2 separate regions of the Homo sapiens genome follow, and region 1 is linked to region 2. The links are chromatin contacts, found by Hi-C or POLR2A ChIA-PET in ENCODE. All regions are on one chromosome and are shown on one strand. Each heading gives the region's core, a stretch centred on a gene start or an enhancer-like site at or near the end of the contact. The rest is flanking DNA. Distances are from core to core; before and after follow the strand shown.

The links. A loop is a pair of places that touch in the nucleus more often than their neighbours do. ChIA-PET counts read pairs that join two places held with the same protein, here RNA polymerase II (POLR2A). Pooled maps may share reads with other maps.
Region 1: a loop to region 2 is called in a map of right cardiac atrium, with 2.4 times the contacts of the local background. The contact joins two enhancer-like sites. A Hi-C loop is called at or near these places in 10 of 168 maps with a recorded cell type or tissue (CD14-positive monocyte, Caco-2, HCT116 and 6 more), 4 of 37 single-sample maps with no recorded cell type and 16 of 50 pooled maps. POLR2A ChIA-PET finds 5 or more read pairs at or near these places in 1 of 52 experiments (Panc1).

Annotation. Positions count from the first base shown.
Region 1 is chr2:37,835,282-37,843,003 of GRCh38, forward strand. The region is part of intron 2 of PIRAT1 (PU.1 (SPI1) induced regulator of S100A8 and S100A9 alarmin transcription 1); the gene reads right to left. Among named protein-coding and RNA genes, the nearest start is that of PIRAT1, 37 kb to the right of the region's middle. Within about 2 kb of position 2,875, at least 3 of the 41 ENCODE cell types and tissues checked have a DNase peak (open chromatin) inside an H3K27ac peak, as active enhancers do.
Region 2 is chr2:37,519,742-37,527,432 of GRCh38, forward strand. No RefSeq gene overlaps it. Among named protein-coding and RNA genes, the nearest start is that of LINC03063, 39 kb to the right of the region's middle. Within about 2 kb of position 4,235, at least 10 of the 41 ENCODE cell types and tissues checked have a DNase peak (open chromatin) inside an H3K27ac peak, as active enhancers do.

The DNA of each region.
Region 1 (7,722 bases), core at 1,625-4,124, 310 kb after region 2:
CTAGGATTATAGGCATGCACCACCACGCCCGGCTAATTTTTGTATTTTTAGTAGAGATGGGGTTTCACTGTGTTGCCCAGGCTGGTCTCGAACTCCTGAGCTCAGGCAATCTGCCCACCTCGGCCTCCCAAAGTGTTAGGATTACAGGTATGAGCCACCGCGCCCGGCCGCTTCTCTTCATTTTTATGTGCAATAAATATTTAGAAATATCTTCTCTTAACTCTGTGGAACCATTGTTTCTTTATCTGCAAAATGAAGTTAATAATATCTTTCATAGTGGGCACTTGTGGTAATTAAATGAAGAAGAATGACAAAATAATTCAGAGAAACCTAGAATAAAGTGGGAAAGAGATAGCAGTGAAAATCTATTGGCAGTTGGCTAAGATGGTGACCCAAACCCTAGAGCACTAGGAAGGAGAAGGATGGAGACCACCACAAGTGATGCAAATGTCACTGATCTAGAAAAAGGAATACTGTTAGGATGTTATCACTCCCCTCACACTGTGAAGTCCCAGAAAAAAAATCTTAACTATGTTCAACATAAGAATTTAACTAAAACATAATGGACTATTTCCATTTTTCTTTACTTTCAGTGCTGTAAATAAAATCAACTTGTGGCCAGTAAGTATGTACAAGCTTTCTTCCTACTCTGTGTTAGCAGTATTTAGTATACCAAAAGTGAGAAGCTTTTCATATTGGAGGATTCTATCCAATTTGATATTTTCAATTACATTTAAGAGTACTCACTTGCATCGTCTCCTATCTGTGGTGCAATTTTTTTTTTTTTTTTTTTTTGAGACGGAGTCTCGCTCTGTCACCCAGGCTGGACTGCAGTGGCGCTATCTCAGCTCACTGCAAGCTCCGCCTTCTGGGTTCACGCCATTCTCCTGCCTCAACCTCCTGAGTAGCTGGGACTACAGGCACCCGCCACACGCCCAGCTAATTTTTTGTATTTTTAGTAAAGACGGGGTTTCACCATGTTAGCCAGGATGGTCTACATCTCCTGACCCCATGATCTGCCCATCTCGGCCTCCCAAAGTGCTGGGAGTACAGGCATGAGCCACTGCGCCTGGCCTGTGGTGCTGTTAGTTACAGAGTTGAGTTAAAATACAATGACCTACAAGCTAGTTGGGCCTTTTTATTTCTCTGCAACTAATCCCTGCAACTAATTCTCATGAGTAACCATCCTACTGTGCCAGAGGATTGTGCGAGGAATGGGGAAGGGAAATCTTTTATTGCAAAGGTCTTTGGATTCAAAACAGTGTCTTGAAGTTTAAAATGATTTTTTAGGGTAACCTGAGTATCTTTGGGAAAATGTTTAATCATTTAGATTCTCCTCCCAACCAAGATGACATCTGGCTGAAGAGAGAAACTCATGTATCCTCACAGTGACAGGGAACAGAGTTTACCAGCTGGGTTTCTGACCCAATATGGTCCGCAAGGTCTGTACCCTGGACACCTGTCTAAAATACGTGGCCAAATTTCATGGCCAGTAAAACTCATGGTCTGCTCTTTGCTGGCTCCAGCTGCCGGTCACTTCAAATGGTCTGTCTGGGTGTTGGTGGCATCTAATTGCTGGCTCTATCATGCAGAATGTTCACTGGTCTTTGGACAACTAGCTAGACAGCCACCGCAGAGCTTCCTGGTACTACAGAAGCATGACCTTCTCCATCCCCAATACCTAGATAGGGTCTACTTCAGGCCGTTGTCGGGGGCTCTTTATCTCCATGGAGCAGCTGTCCCTGGGGATGGTAGAATCTTGTCTAGGCCCCAGGAAACCTAGGAATTGCCACATTAACCTCATTTTTGAAGAAAATATATGCCCTATCCCAGATCATTATGCTACTACCTTGCCTTTGCCAATTACTACCTAAGAGATGTCAATGCAGGAATTCTTCAGAGACTTAACATCTTTACTGTCTCTTCTCAGGGAAACCTCTCTGCTTTAGATTCCTTTAATGGTATTTTACTTCTTAGAATCCTTTCTGGAGTTTCAATTCTTCTTCCTGTCTACATAACTCCCTTTTCCTTCCTGAGGCAGCATTTACTTTTTTCCTGCTCTAAGGTCATAATGGTAGCAAGAAATCATCAGAGAAAAACACAGCAGGAAGTATTTTAAAATTATCCTTTTTACACATAATTTAACTAATTTAATCTCTGTGATAGCTTCGCAGGGTTCTTTTCGCAGAAGACACTGAGGTTCAAAGAGGTTATATCACTTCCTTATGTGATTTAACCAAGATCAACAGCAAATCTGGTGTTCCACTATGGCAAACCACCTCCCAAGGACCTGGCAGGGGACAGACACTGCTGAGCTGTTTTCCATTCACAAGGAACTGCTTTTCTGCCTGGGTAACCCCAGTACATAGATCTGATTTGCCTTTCATGCTCCATACCTTCTCCTTTCCCCCACAAATGCAATGCAGGAGAGGAGAGTTACATGGCCTTTCAAGGTGTTTGGCCAGGAAGTCACTTAATAAAGAATTAACACATCATCACTGCAAAGTGGTTTCTGCATGAAAACAAAGGAGATGCTCATTTGTCACCACTCCCTTCTGAGCCAGCTAGGGACTATCAGGAGGTGATGAGTTTGCAATAAACAGCAGAAGTTGAGCACCAAGGCTTTTTCAAACAACTCCAAATAGTTGGCTGAAACCCAGAACACATTATTCTTTGTCCATCAGGATTCTCTCCTACACAGTTTTCCAGAGAAGGATGAAATTCCTTAGGTCATGTTATAAACATTCATCTTCTAAATCACGCCCCTAATAGAAAGAACAGAAGACAGAGCATGTGCTGTAAGTCATTCGCCTGCTGAATGTGCTCTGCACAGGGTGATGTAACATGTGGGGTCAGCCCCTGCGTCAACGACCAAATACACAAGTGTAACGAGATGGGGGGAACAAGACAGACTCCACATGGCCAGCCTGGGGGAGGGTGGGTGTTCCCCTGAGAGGAGAGTCTTGGAAAAGGCTTGTTGGGGAGGAGCTGAGGAGACACAGATTCACTAGGCTTTGCAGTGGTCTAGGACAGAGACGGGAATAAGCACATGGGCGAGAGGTAGCGCTTGGGCACCAGGGAGGAGAGGATAGCTGGGGGAGGAGGGGGAGTCAAGTGATTTTTTGGCCAGTCTAGAAGATGGATACAGTTAGTCTAGAAGCAGTCCAAAGCTAAGGCCTCCAATTCTTTCTGGTTTCCCAAAATCTTCCTCTCTCATCATCTCCTTATTTTCCTTTGCACCCAAAGGAATAAAGTTGTTACCCTACTGGAAAAGCAGGCAGCAAAACTGGTTTCTGTCCCTATCTCTCATCAATCTTCTTCTCCAGTTGGTAAATGCTTTAGCTTTCTTAGTCCTGTCAACGAGCCAAGCAATCTATACATTGACTCTTAGACCTGCGTTTCCCAGCACCCTTGCAGGAACTGGCCCTAGATGACCCTGCCTGAATAACTGATAAACTGTAATTGGCCTCACTTTCGTTAGCCCCACAGCCCCCTTCCCTAAGTTCATAGCCTCTCTTATCTATGCTGCTTAATTCAAGCATCCCAACCCTGTGAGGCAGCCCTACTGCAGCACTGGGCAAGGAATCTGAAGGCCTAGGTTCAAGTATTGGTTCTGCTTCTAATTAGCTGGGTGGCCAAGAGTATTTATAATAATGATAAGGATGTCTACCATCAAATCAGCAATTAGTAGATAAGGTCCTCTGCTAAGCAATTAAGTAAGAGTTACCGTATTAGAAAATGATTATCACAATTTCTAAATTATCTAGTAACTGGAAGCATTGGTACCTCTTTAACTTTTTTCTCCCCACGGTTATTAAATTTGAAAACAAAACAACAGTAATAAACCCATAAAACTGAAAGGCTGGCTGCACGCAGTGGCTCACGCCTGTAATCCCAGCACTTTGGGAGGCCGAGACGGGCAGATCACGAGGTCAGGAGATCGAGGCCATACTGGCTAACATGGTGAAACCCCATCTCTACTAAAAATACAAAAAAAATTTAGCCGGGCGTGGTGGCAGGTGCCTGTAGTCCCAGCTACTTGGGAGGCTGAGGCAGGAGAATGGCGTGAACCCGGGAGGCGGAGCTTGCAGTGAGCTGAAATCGCGCCACTGCGCTCCAGCCTGGGGGAAGGAGGGAGACTCCGCCTCAAAAACAAACAAACAAACTAAAAACAAACAAACAAACAAAAACAAACTGAAAGGCTGATCCTGATTCCCAGGATGAAAGTGAGGAGAAGAAAGGTTTTGTGGCATCTCCTTCAGTGGAATCCAAGTTGGAAAATAGGTGGGAGTAATGGGAAAAGGGAGATGGTTAAATCCCTGGGACGTTCAGGGACAGGAAGGAAGAAAGCAGGATGCTGTCCTGGGCAACATTTGTCCATCCGTGCCTTGAGCAAGGCTGCTCACCTTGGCACTGCTAAATAATCAGTGTTCTGCACTCTCAAGTCTCAACCCTGGTACTCATCCCCTAGGTAACCACGAGAAGCTACCTCGCCTTGAAGAGTTTCATGTCCTGCTTGGTAAGATTGGCAATGGTCAGATACCAAACTCAGAGGATACAACCAGGGTTCAGGCTCCTTCTCCCTGACAGACAAGCTGTCTGTGACCTTGGGTGAATCACTGAATAGGGTCTGAGTTCACTGTCTCACCTGAAATAGAAATACTGACGCCTGCCCTACCTTCCAGAGCGTCACAAGGGTCCATGCGATGATGCTGGGGCCAGTCTTTGTGAACCTTGAAGACACGTTTATGAAGTGAAGGGGTTGATAGGTGATGGGCAGGTCTTTCCAGCTAAGATACGTTTGGATTTGACAGTGCAATACAGTGACCTTAGTTACAGGAGGATGGCCTTGCAGAGTATCCAGCAGCCCCAGGGCTTCTCATGGCTACTTCCCATTCCCTGTAGCTGTAGACGGAGGGAAGGCTGAGGGTTGCTCATTTGACAGGCATCATTATCTTATTTCTCAGCTGATCAGAATCTGGCCAAAGAGTAAAATATTTCTCTTTTAATCTGGCAGTCATTTTCTTCTTTACTCTAAAGTCACTGAACAAGGTCAAGTTCAGGGAACTGAATTCCTCAGGAAAGGATTCCCTGATCATCTGGGAGACATTAGTTCATAGTTACGATGGGTGTGTCAAGGCCCCCGTGGCCTTCTCTCTCATAGTGTTTTAGTAAATTAAACCAAAGGTGGATTGTGTTGACCCAGGCATTAACTATGACTGTTTTCTATGGAGTGTTTCAGGTATGCTTTGTGAGTTTTATGATCCCAGCTCTCTTTCTTTCTTATGGGATGGGTGGAGTGGTGATGGGCATTGTTTTTCAGTTATTGATTTAAATTAATAACAGATCATCCTGTCCAAACACTGGATTGTGTACACAGGTGAACAGGCTATTCATCTTTAGGTGTTTAAATCCTGACTCCTTTTGCATATTGGTATAGACAGATGATCAAGCTACAAAAATACGAGGATCATCTCCCAATGAGCCCTCTCATACAGCTTCTAAAAGGTTAACAAAATAAAAAAGAATCCAGTTTCTATACTGATTAGAATCTATACTCTGATTTTTTTTAAAGTTGCAAATGTTAGGGAATGAATTGAATTCTATCTTTAGAGTAATCAAACTCGTTAGCCTCTTTGGAGAGCCCTGACTCCACTGCTATTATTAATTGTTTATTCTTTAATCAGCCCCTTCACTTCTCTGAACCTCAGCTCAGCTTCTTCATCTAAAGATGAGGGTAGGGTGTAAAACTATATTACATCATTTTTTAAAATGTAGTTATTTTAATTCTATGATGTAAGGTCTTTTCTCCTCTACTGTCTTTGGACTATGGGCAAGAAGTACCTTTTATTTCATGTTACCATTAACATAGTGCCTTGGACATGGTAAATGTTTGACGTATATTTATTGGATGGAATGGAACAGAGTTAATTGTAACCACCTACAATTCCTCATTAGGTTGATTTCCCAATGGCAGACCCATTGAACATTCCCATTTTACGAGGTAGGAACTGGGAAGGAGGGTGAGCTCACCCCAGGGAGGTGAGCCCACAGGCCCGTGGGCACAGTCTTGGGTGGTGGACTTAGACTAGAATCCAGCTCATTTACATCTCAGTCCAGTTTTTTTTTTTTTTTCACCACATACAATAGCCCCTTGCATCTTGTTTGCGCTTACTTAGGGGGCAGAAAAGTAAATGATGTGAAAAATGTACATCATTTTAACCACACCTGGAATTATCAGAGTCCCAAATCAATGACTCTTGAATTGTTTTTACATTTTCAAATAATTGAGCGTAAACACTATCTTGAAATTCATAGAAACCTTTGTGTCCTCAGGGTATGAGAATACAGGAAGGTGAGTGATAGTCACAGGGAGTGGGTGCATCTTATACGGGGTGGTCTGTGATGGTGTCTTGGAGGGAGTGACATTTAAGTAAAGACTTAAAGAAGGAGGAGAGTCAGCAATGCAGGTATCTTGGAAAGAACATTCAGGCAGTGAGAACATAGCAGGCAAAGGCAAAGGCACAGTTTACTCAGGCCATCATGGCTCTGCTGGAGTGAGGGAAGAGTGGAAGGCGAGGAGGTCAGAGACTCAACATCCCCATTGTATGCCAGGAAATGCAGAACCTTGGTAAAGACTTAATATTTTACATAAATTAGATTCAAGTCATGGCAGGTAAGAGCAAAAGAGGCAAGTGATCTGATTTACATTTTAAAAGGATGGCTTCTATGGAGAATAAGTGGTAGGGGAGTGAGTGTGCAGGGCGGACCAGTTAGAAATTCAGGCAAAGGATAATGGCAATTTTGACTGGGTGAATATACCAGAAGTGGTAAGGAGTGATCATATTTAGGATATATTTAGAATGTAAACCCAATAGAATTTGCCAACAAACTGGAAGTGGATTGAAAGGTGGGAGGAAATCCAAAATGACTCCAAGATTTTTGACCTAAGCAATGAATAGAAAGGAGCCTCTGCTAAATGAGGTGGGGAGGGCAGAAGGAGAGGCAGACTGAGTGTGGGGGTAAGAATGAGATGAGAGTTGGTATTTGGAAATGTAAGTTTTGTTTTTGTTTTTTGGGTTGTTTCTTTGTTTGCTTGAGACAGGGTTTCACTCTATTGCCCAGGCTGGAGTGTAGTGGTGTGAACACTGCTCACTGCAAACTCTGCCTCCCAGGCTCAGGTAATTCCTTCCACCTCAGCCTCCCAAATACCTGGGACTACAGGAGTGCGCCACCACACCTGAATAATTTTTTTTTTTTTTTAGAGATATGGTTTTGCCATGTTGCCCAGGCTGGTCTCAAATGCCAGGGCTCAAGCAATTCTCCTGCCTCAGCTTCCCAAAGTGCTGGGATTACAGGCGTAAGCCACCACACCAGGTTGGAAATGTAAGGTTTGACATTTATATTAGACATTAAAGTGGAGAAGTGAAGTGGGCAACTGAATGAAGTCTGGAGTTCAAGAGAAAGATCAGTTTGGATTCCTGAATTGGAAAATTCTTAGTGGAGAGATGGTGTTTAAAGAGAGAGAGAGAACTGGCTGGAGACATATCTGAGTTGATGAGAGAAGGGATCCACTGACCCTGTGGAGAGGTTGGCACCAGGCAAAAGCCCAGTTAATTCATTTTAACTAGGGGGCAGGCCAATTAGGGAAGTGAAGATATAGTTGGTAGACCTGTGAAAGTGTTCTTCTGTTAACTTCTATTTCTCAGTGAATTGAACAGA
Region 2 (7,691 bases), core at 2,985-5,484:
TATATGTATATATGTATATATGAATATATATGTGTATATGAATATATATATGAATATATATGTGTATATGAATATATATGAATATATATGTGTATATGAATATATATGAATATATATGTGTATATGAATATATATATGAATATATATGTGTATATGAATATATATGAATATATATGTGTATATGAATATATATATGAATATATATGTGTATATGAATATATATATGAATGTATGTATATATATGAATATATATGAATATATATGTACATATATGTATATATATATGAATATATATGAATATATATGTACATATATGAATATATATATGAATATATATGTACATATATGAATATATATGAATATATATATGTGTGTGTGTGTGTGTGTGTGTGTGTTTTCATATACATACATATATATATGTATTAGAATCAGCATTTCAATTCCTAAAAAATTGACAGTGCATTGAAACTATAGATCACCTTGGGGAAAATCATCAACTTAATAATATTGAATGTGATAGTTATTTTTGTTTCAGCTTGACTGGTTTAAGGGATGCCCAGATAGCTGGTAAACAACATCATTTCTAGATGTATTTGTGATGGTGTTTCTGGAAGAGATTAGTGTTTGAAACAGTAGACTGAGTATAGAAGATCCACGCTGCCAACACTGGTAGGCATCATGCAATCCATTGAGGGAGCGAATAGAACCAAAAGGTGGAGGAAGGTGAATTCTCTCTCTCCTTGACCTAGGATACCCATTTTCTTTGGCCCTTGGATATTGAAGCTTGGGTTCTTGCGCTTTTGGATTCTGGGACTTATACCAGGGCCATCACCCTTCCTCTGGTTCTCAGACCTTCAGGCTCAGACTGAATTACACCAATGATTTTCCTGGTTTTTCAGCTTGTAGACAGCATATCATGAGAATTCTTAGCCTCCATACTTAAGTGAGCCAATTCCCATGGTAAATCTCCTCTTATATATGTCCTCTGGAGAATGCTGACTAATACACTGAGTCTTTAAATCTACGAATGTGGTCTATCTTCCCTTTTATTTAGGTTTTCTTTACTTTCTCTCAGCAGTATTCCATAGTTTTTGGTGTAGACACATTTGACTTGCTTAAAACAATTTTTTTATTGCTATTGTAAATGGAATTTTTTTAAAGTTCAGTTTTGAATTGTTGCTGCTTATATACTGGAATACGATGGCTTAAAAATATCGTCCGTGTACCTTACTAAACTTATTTATTAGTTCTAGTAATTATTTTGTGGATTCCCTGAGATTTCCTACATAAATAATTCTATTGCCTGTAAATATTATTTTACTTTCTTATTGATCTTTATTCTTATTATTTCTTTCCCATCTTTTTCATTTTACTTCCCTCTCCCTCTTTTAAAAAATATTACAGTGGTTTAGACTCCCAGTATAATATTGAACAGAAGCAGTGAAAGCAGGTCCCCTTGAATTGTTACCAATCTTAGGGTGCCAATGTCAAGTATGATGTTAGCTGTAGGTTTTGCATGGATGACTATTGTCAATTTGAGAAAATTTCCAAATATTTTTAGTTTGCTGAGAGTTTTAAAAAAAAATCACAAATGAGTGCTAAATTTTGTCAAATGTCTTTTCCCCATCTATTAAAATGATAATATGAATATTCTCCTTTGATCTGTTAATGAGTGAATTATATTTGATTGGTGTTCAAATGCTAAAACCAACATTAGTTCCTTGGAATAAATTCTACACAGTTATGATGTATTGTCTGTATATTGTTAAACACAGTGTAATAATATTTTGTTAAGGATTCTTGAATCTACCTTTCCCCTTACTTTCCTTCTATATTTTTGTTTTTGAGAGGTTTTAGTTTATTCAGTGGGAGGGATGCCCTGGAATGGGCCTTTGGTGCTACATACTGGAAGCAAAATGTGTACTTTTTTAAAAAAGTAAAATATTTAAAAATGATTCTGTAGGTAAATGTGGGTTGCTTATTGGCCAATGTTGCCAGCTAATTCCCTTAAATATTGAGGGAGAATAAACTTTTTACAAAATGTAATATAAAATTCTTCATTTATATGTCTAGTAGGATTCCAGTAGGACCATCCACTTCCCTTTATAAGTGTTTAGAACAAAAGACTTGTGCAGTCAGATTGTAATATGCTTTAGGAAGGTAGACGTTTTTGTTGCTAGTTCATTATTTTATGACTAAGGAATTTTGAGATATATAAACTCTTCAACTTCCCAATTTGGGCTGTATTCTTATAAGGTATCAATTCCAGATTAGCACAGAAACTTCGTCTGCAATGAAAATTTGCTAAGCAAGTTGAAGTTCATTCAGTGCTAGCATGCTTGAGGAATTATGAAACATCAGACTGTGTTGCTACTGGAGATGGGGGTGGGGTTGTCTGAAGATTTTACTTAAGGTTAAATGAAGTTTTTGGACTTTCAGATAATTATTCGAATCAGAGATAAAGATATCAGCTAGAGAACCTTGTGTGCCTCCTTGTACACTGTTGAAAGAGAAGTCTGAAGAAATGTGAGCGTTTCGGCTAAGGTGCCAAAGCCTAGTCAAGGAAATCAGGAAGTGTAGGGGAAAATGCATGGACTTTTGAATCAGATGAATGTGGATGGTATTACTGGGCTTTATCCCTTACAGGCCATGTTTTCGTTTTGGAGACTTCAACTTTTGAGCCTCAGTGTTCTTAATATCTACTTACAAAGATCTCTGTGAAAATTAAATAAAAATATATGGAAAGCCCTTTGCATATAGTAGCAATGAAATAGATGCTAATTCCTTTTTTTATAGGTCAGTATTTAAAATATTGAAACAGTATATTCACCGTTTTTTGAAAATTACTTTTAAAAAGCCAGATTTTTTTTGACAGATCATTTTTCTTCTATGTATGTTGTTATTTAAGCAGCATTCTTAGTCTCTCTCTCTCTAGACTGGAAGCTCCAGGAAGACAACAAACTTGTTTATCCGGCTTATGGTTGTATTCCCAGATATTAGCAGAGAAATTGGTACATCATAAGCAATGATGTTTATTCCCTGAGTGATGAAATGTTGTTTGCAAGTCGTTCCTATACAACTGTTGGTCTCTGGAAAGCTTCTTAATTGCTTATTTTTCCCCAAGAGAGTCCAAGATACCAGAGTGCATTGCAGTCAGCAAAGGCTACAAAAATGAAAAAACACACAGATGGCCAGAGGTGGTCCAACTCATTCTTCTTTACTCCAAAAAAATAACTCCCCAAATAGAATATTTTCGAAATTTAGGGATAGGGATATTTTGCCTTGTGGGGTGGCTAATAGTTAAGCCAAAAAAAAAAAAAAAGTCTTGGTTATGAATGTTGTGGCTATCAGCTTTTTTTTTATTTGCTTGACAAAGAATTCCTTTCTTTACTATAAATTTCTTGACTGTTTAACATTATAAGAATACCTGATGTACAATACAATTAAAGCTAAAGCCCCTTCTGAAAAGTTGATAGCTATTGAGATTCTGACTATTTAAAACATTCAAAAGAGGCTTTAAGTGATCACATGTAAATTAGATCTCTACAGAGGTGACACGAGAATAAAAAACTGCTTATGTACAGTGATTGAAACCCAGCAGTCTCCTTTGAGAGGCACAGAGAGATGATGATGGTGGTTAGTGTAGCTAGCTGGTTTCTTGACTAGCATGTTAAGCCAATTAATAAAGGTACACCTGGCATCTGAGTATTTTCCTTCCAATTTTTTTCTTTCGAGAACAAGTATGTTTAAGAAAGCTAGAAAGAAAGAAAAAAAAAGGGAAAGAAAAAGCAAGGCAGCTCATTTTATTTTATTTTTTTCATGATTTGTTCTTAAAGTTTTCTTTTTAGAAAATAAATGCAAGAATGTTTTTGGAACCATCTGAAAAATGTGTGTTTCTATTTCCAGTAGGACTTGAACCAGGACTGAGATAATTTTAAGTTTAACTGACAGCTCTTAAGCAGAAATGCTAAACCTTCAAATCCTCAGTCCTCTCTGCAACTGGAGTTTTCTTTAAGATTGTCAAATAAATATGTTTGGGGAAGATGGTAATTAAGTGTGAACAGATGGTTGTTTTTAGCTGAGATATTAAGTCTCAGTGTTTAATAGAATGATTTGCCCTGTTGGAATCAGTGGGTGTGATGTAGTTTACTGGCTGGCAAGACATCAAGTTTGTCAAAGCTAATTGGGAACCATGATAGAGATTCAAATTCCTTATATGGTTTTTAGGACTGGGGAAGTGTTAGAGGAAGATTACGACACTGCTACTCCATGCCAAAACGTTACACTACGGCTCTGCAGACTGAAGATTGCCTCACAAGCAGAAATATACTCTTTCCAACAAACACTGGTGGAATGAAAAGGACATTGGATTCCTGCTTCCAGTTACTGCTTGCCCTTCCCTGACTTTGTGACCTGAGGCAAGTCCCCAAATCCCTCTGGGCCCCAGTATCCTCATTTTTCAAATGGAGGAGGGTTAGAATTAAGATGCAATCATGCATCCAGTTGTTTTCCAAAGCATTGTCCAGCTAGGGAAGTGGTAGCACGTGGTGACTGAGAGCTTCCCCGATCCTTTTAGATCAAAGAACACTTCTATGCCTTTGTGCAACTGGTGTGCTGTGGGTACAGGTACTTTTACATCCTCTAGTTAGTGAGTGCAAAGTACTCTTGGAAGCTCCCAAGCACTCAAGGTTTCAATCTGCATTCTTCTCCTCTATATGCACTTTATATTTCAGGTTTTATAGTTTGAGGATTTGAAAGGTAAGAAAAGTGTGAGCTACAGATTTTGGAAGAATCCAGGAGCTGAGCTCATAGCTAAGAACATGTCAGGGGTGTTAAGCAGCTCTGAAGTATGTAACAAAGGCCATTTAGGTCTCAGGAGGCTGCCACCAGAACACTACCCGCCCCTCTAGCCCATGCCAGCCAGGTGGGGGACAGGTGGAAAGATGGAGATGTGGACAGCATCAGAGATTTTTCAGCTTTCATATGCCACATACTCATGCTATGTTTATGCACACACACACATACACATGCACACACACGATTTAAATAAAGGTTTTCACTGAAAATCTTGTGGTTAGATTGTGCCTTAAAGTTTTTGGTTAGCCCAAGGGATAGATGCTGTTGTGAGGGCAATTTCACAGCAAAGAAAATATTTAATGAAACTCCTTACCTGGGGAGCCCATAGAAAGAAGGGGATATGACCTCAACACTCTAAAATATAAAACTTTACTCTTCAGAAACAATTATCTTATTTCACTGAAGGAGAAGGCAGGCCATGTCTTCACAAGCCCAGGGTTTGCCAAGTGGATAAATTCCCTGGGAAAATGGTGCTTCTGATCATTTTTGTCCCCAGTGTCTAAGGCTTATTATTGTGAAGTATACATTCCCGGCAAGCATTGTCAGGAGCTAGGTCTGTTGTTTAATAAATGAACACTCATGGACTTGGAAGCAGATGGCAGCTCCCCTGAGAGGAAGTGGGAGATTTGGGAGAGGACAGCAGCACTGCCTCACTCACAATCCCTTATTTTGGCGGAGGAAAGTAAGGGCTCTTCAGGGTATGTTTCTACCTTCTCATGGCTGAAATCCGATGAGGCATTGGACCTCCTCACGCAGAGTCTTTGGATGCTTCTGTCTGAGCCTGAGCAGTGGGCCAGATGGACTATCGGTCTGCCTCAGGTGGTGTTTCTTATGGTTTCAATTAGACCTGAATCTATCAAGTGCATTGCAAATGCCCAGAATGGGGCAAGGACAAGCCACCTTTCCAGGAGGCATTTTCTGTCCTCATAATCAATGTCAAAACACTTCTTGCCTTGTATACAATCCATCTGGCTGGTAACTGAGCCCAAAACTTAGAAGTTCCTCTTAGTTTACTTTAGAGAAAGATTTCTCCATTCTACACCCTGTTAGTCTGTCCATGGGGCTGCACGGTAGCTTAGGTTATGGGAGGGATTGCAAAGATTTTCCATTTGGAAATCTGAGATGATTGGAAAAATGAATGGAAAAAAATCAGGCTTCCAGAATTTCATTTCTACCAAACAATCATCTATGTAAATTATTCCCTGTGACTACGTGTCCAATGTATCAAAAGCATCCAGATATGGTATGGAAACAGGATTGACAATCTTACCAGTTAAAAATAGATATAGATAAAATGTATGTTTTATCTGTATATCTCATGATGTGCTCTTTTATTGAGATTATCTTAAATAATTACATATTGTAATGACTAAACAACAAAACCAAAAGCTGGGTGTGGCAGAAAGCACCTATAGTCCCAGCTATTTGGGAGACTGAAGCGGGAAGATTGTTTGAGTTCAGGAGCTTGAGACCAGCCTGAGCAATATAGCAAGACCTCCATCTAAAGGTAAATAAATAAAATGAAATAAAAGAAAATAAAATAATAAATTTAAAAATTAAAAAAACAGTTAAAACTTTAGTTTGAAACATACACAGGTCCACTGTCATCTTTACTCATGGTTGCTGATGTTCTAATTTTCACATATATTCCATGACTGCATCCTTTGTGTCTTTCAATCTCGTATCAAATGTCCCTCCTCAGAGGTCTTTCTGACTACTTTAACAAAACCCCCAGCTAAAAAATCTTCACCTCTAGTCCAGAGAACAACTGGACAATTACGGCAGAAGACCACAGTGTGTGTCTTTTATTCCTTTATTCTTAAAATAACAGAATGCTCCAATTTGTAGCCAGATACTCAACTGCTCAAATAGATACTACACTTCCCAGATGGCCTTGTAATTGTTGTGGTCACGTGACTAAGTTTGGGCCAATGGGAAGTGAGAGGAATGAAAACACAACACTTATAGTCATCTTCTTATTGATGCACCGTGTGTCCTGGTCATCCTTTCTTGCTTTCCCACAGGCTGGAATGTAGACATGGTGCATGTGAATTGCTCCAGATGAGTGCACTGGATGAGTATACCACTCTGGGAGATGAACAGGGAGACGGATAGCACCTTGGTCCTTGGGGACCCCTGTAGATGCAGCACCTTCCACCCCTGGACAGGTCACCTTTAGGAGCAAAAAAAATACACTTTTATCTTCTTTAAGCACCGTATTTTCAATCTCTCTGTTACTGAAATTCAGGTGTACCCTAAACAATACATTCTCTATCACATCTATTTCATTTTCTTCATAATAGTTACCCCTATATTTATTTCTCTCATTGATCTGTTTATTTGTTTATTGTCTATCATCTTTCACTGAAATAGATTCCACTAGGACAGAAATTTTGTGTTAACTTCTGCATCCCCAGCAGCTAGAACAGTGCCTGACACATAATAGGTGCTCAATAAATAGTTATGAATTAATGAAGGACTTTAAGGCATATCTGTTATGGGTTATGAGAGAGCCCATGAGACTTCTTGGAGTAGATTCTCAGCAGCTTTATTAACCATGGGGGTTTTACTAACCTCTGGGAGGCCACAGAGGAGCAGGATGCCATGGTAACTCTTATTTACTCATCATGCCTGTTCTGGGAGCTTTTTATATTCTAATGGTTGACCTGGTCATTATTTTATTTTTATCTGGTTTGTTCTAAGAACTACCTCTAATGTTTATGTGGTGAGATACCAGAGCAGTGGTATCCCGCTGGTCATTCATTCCACACATATTTATCGAGGGCCTGTTATCTGCCAGGTGAACTGGTTGGGGGAGGTGTGCCATTTTATTC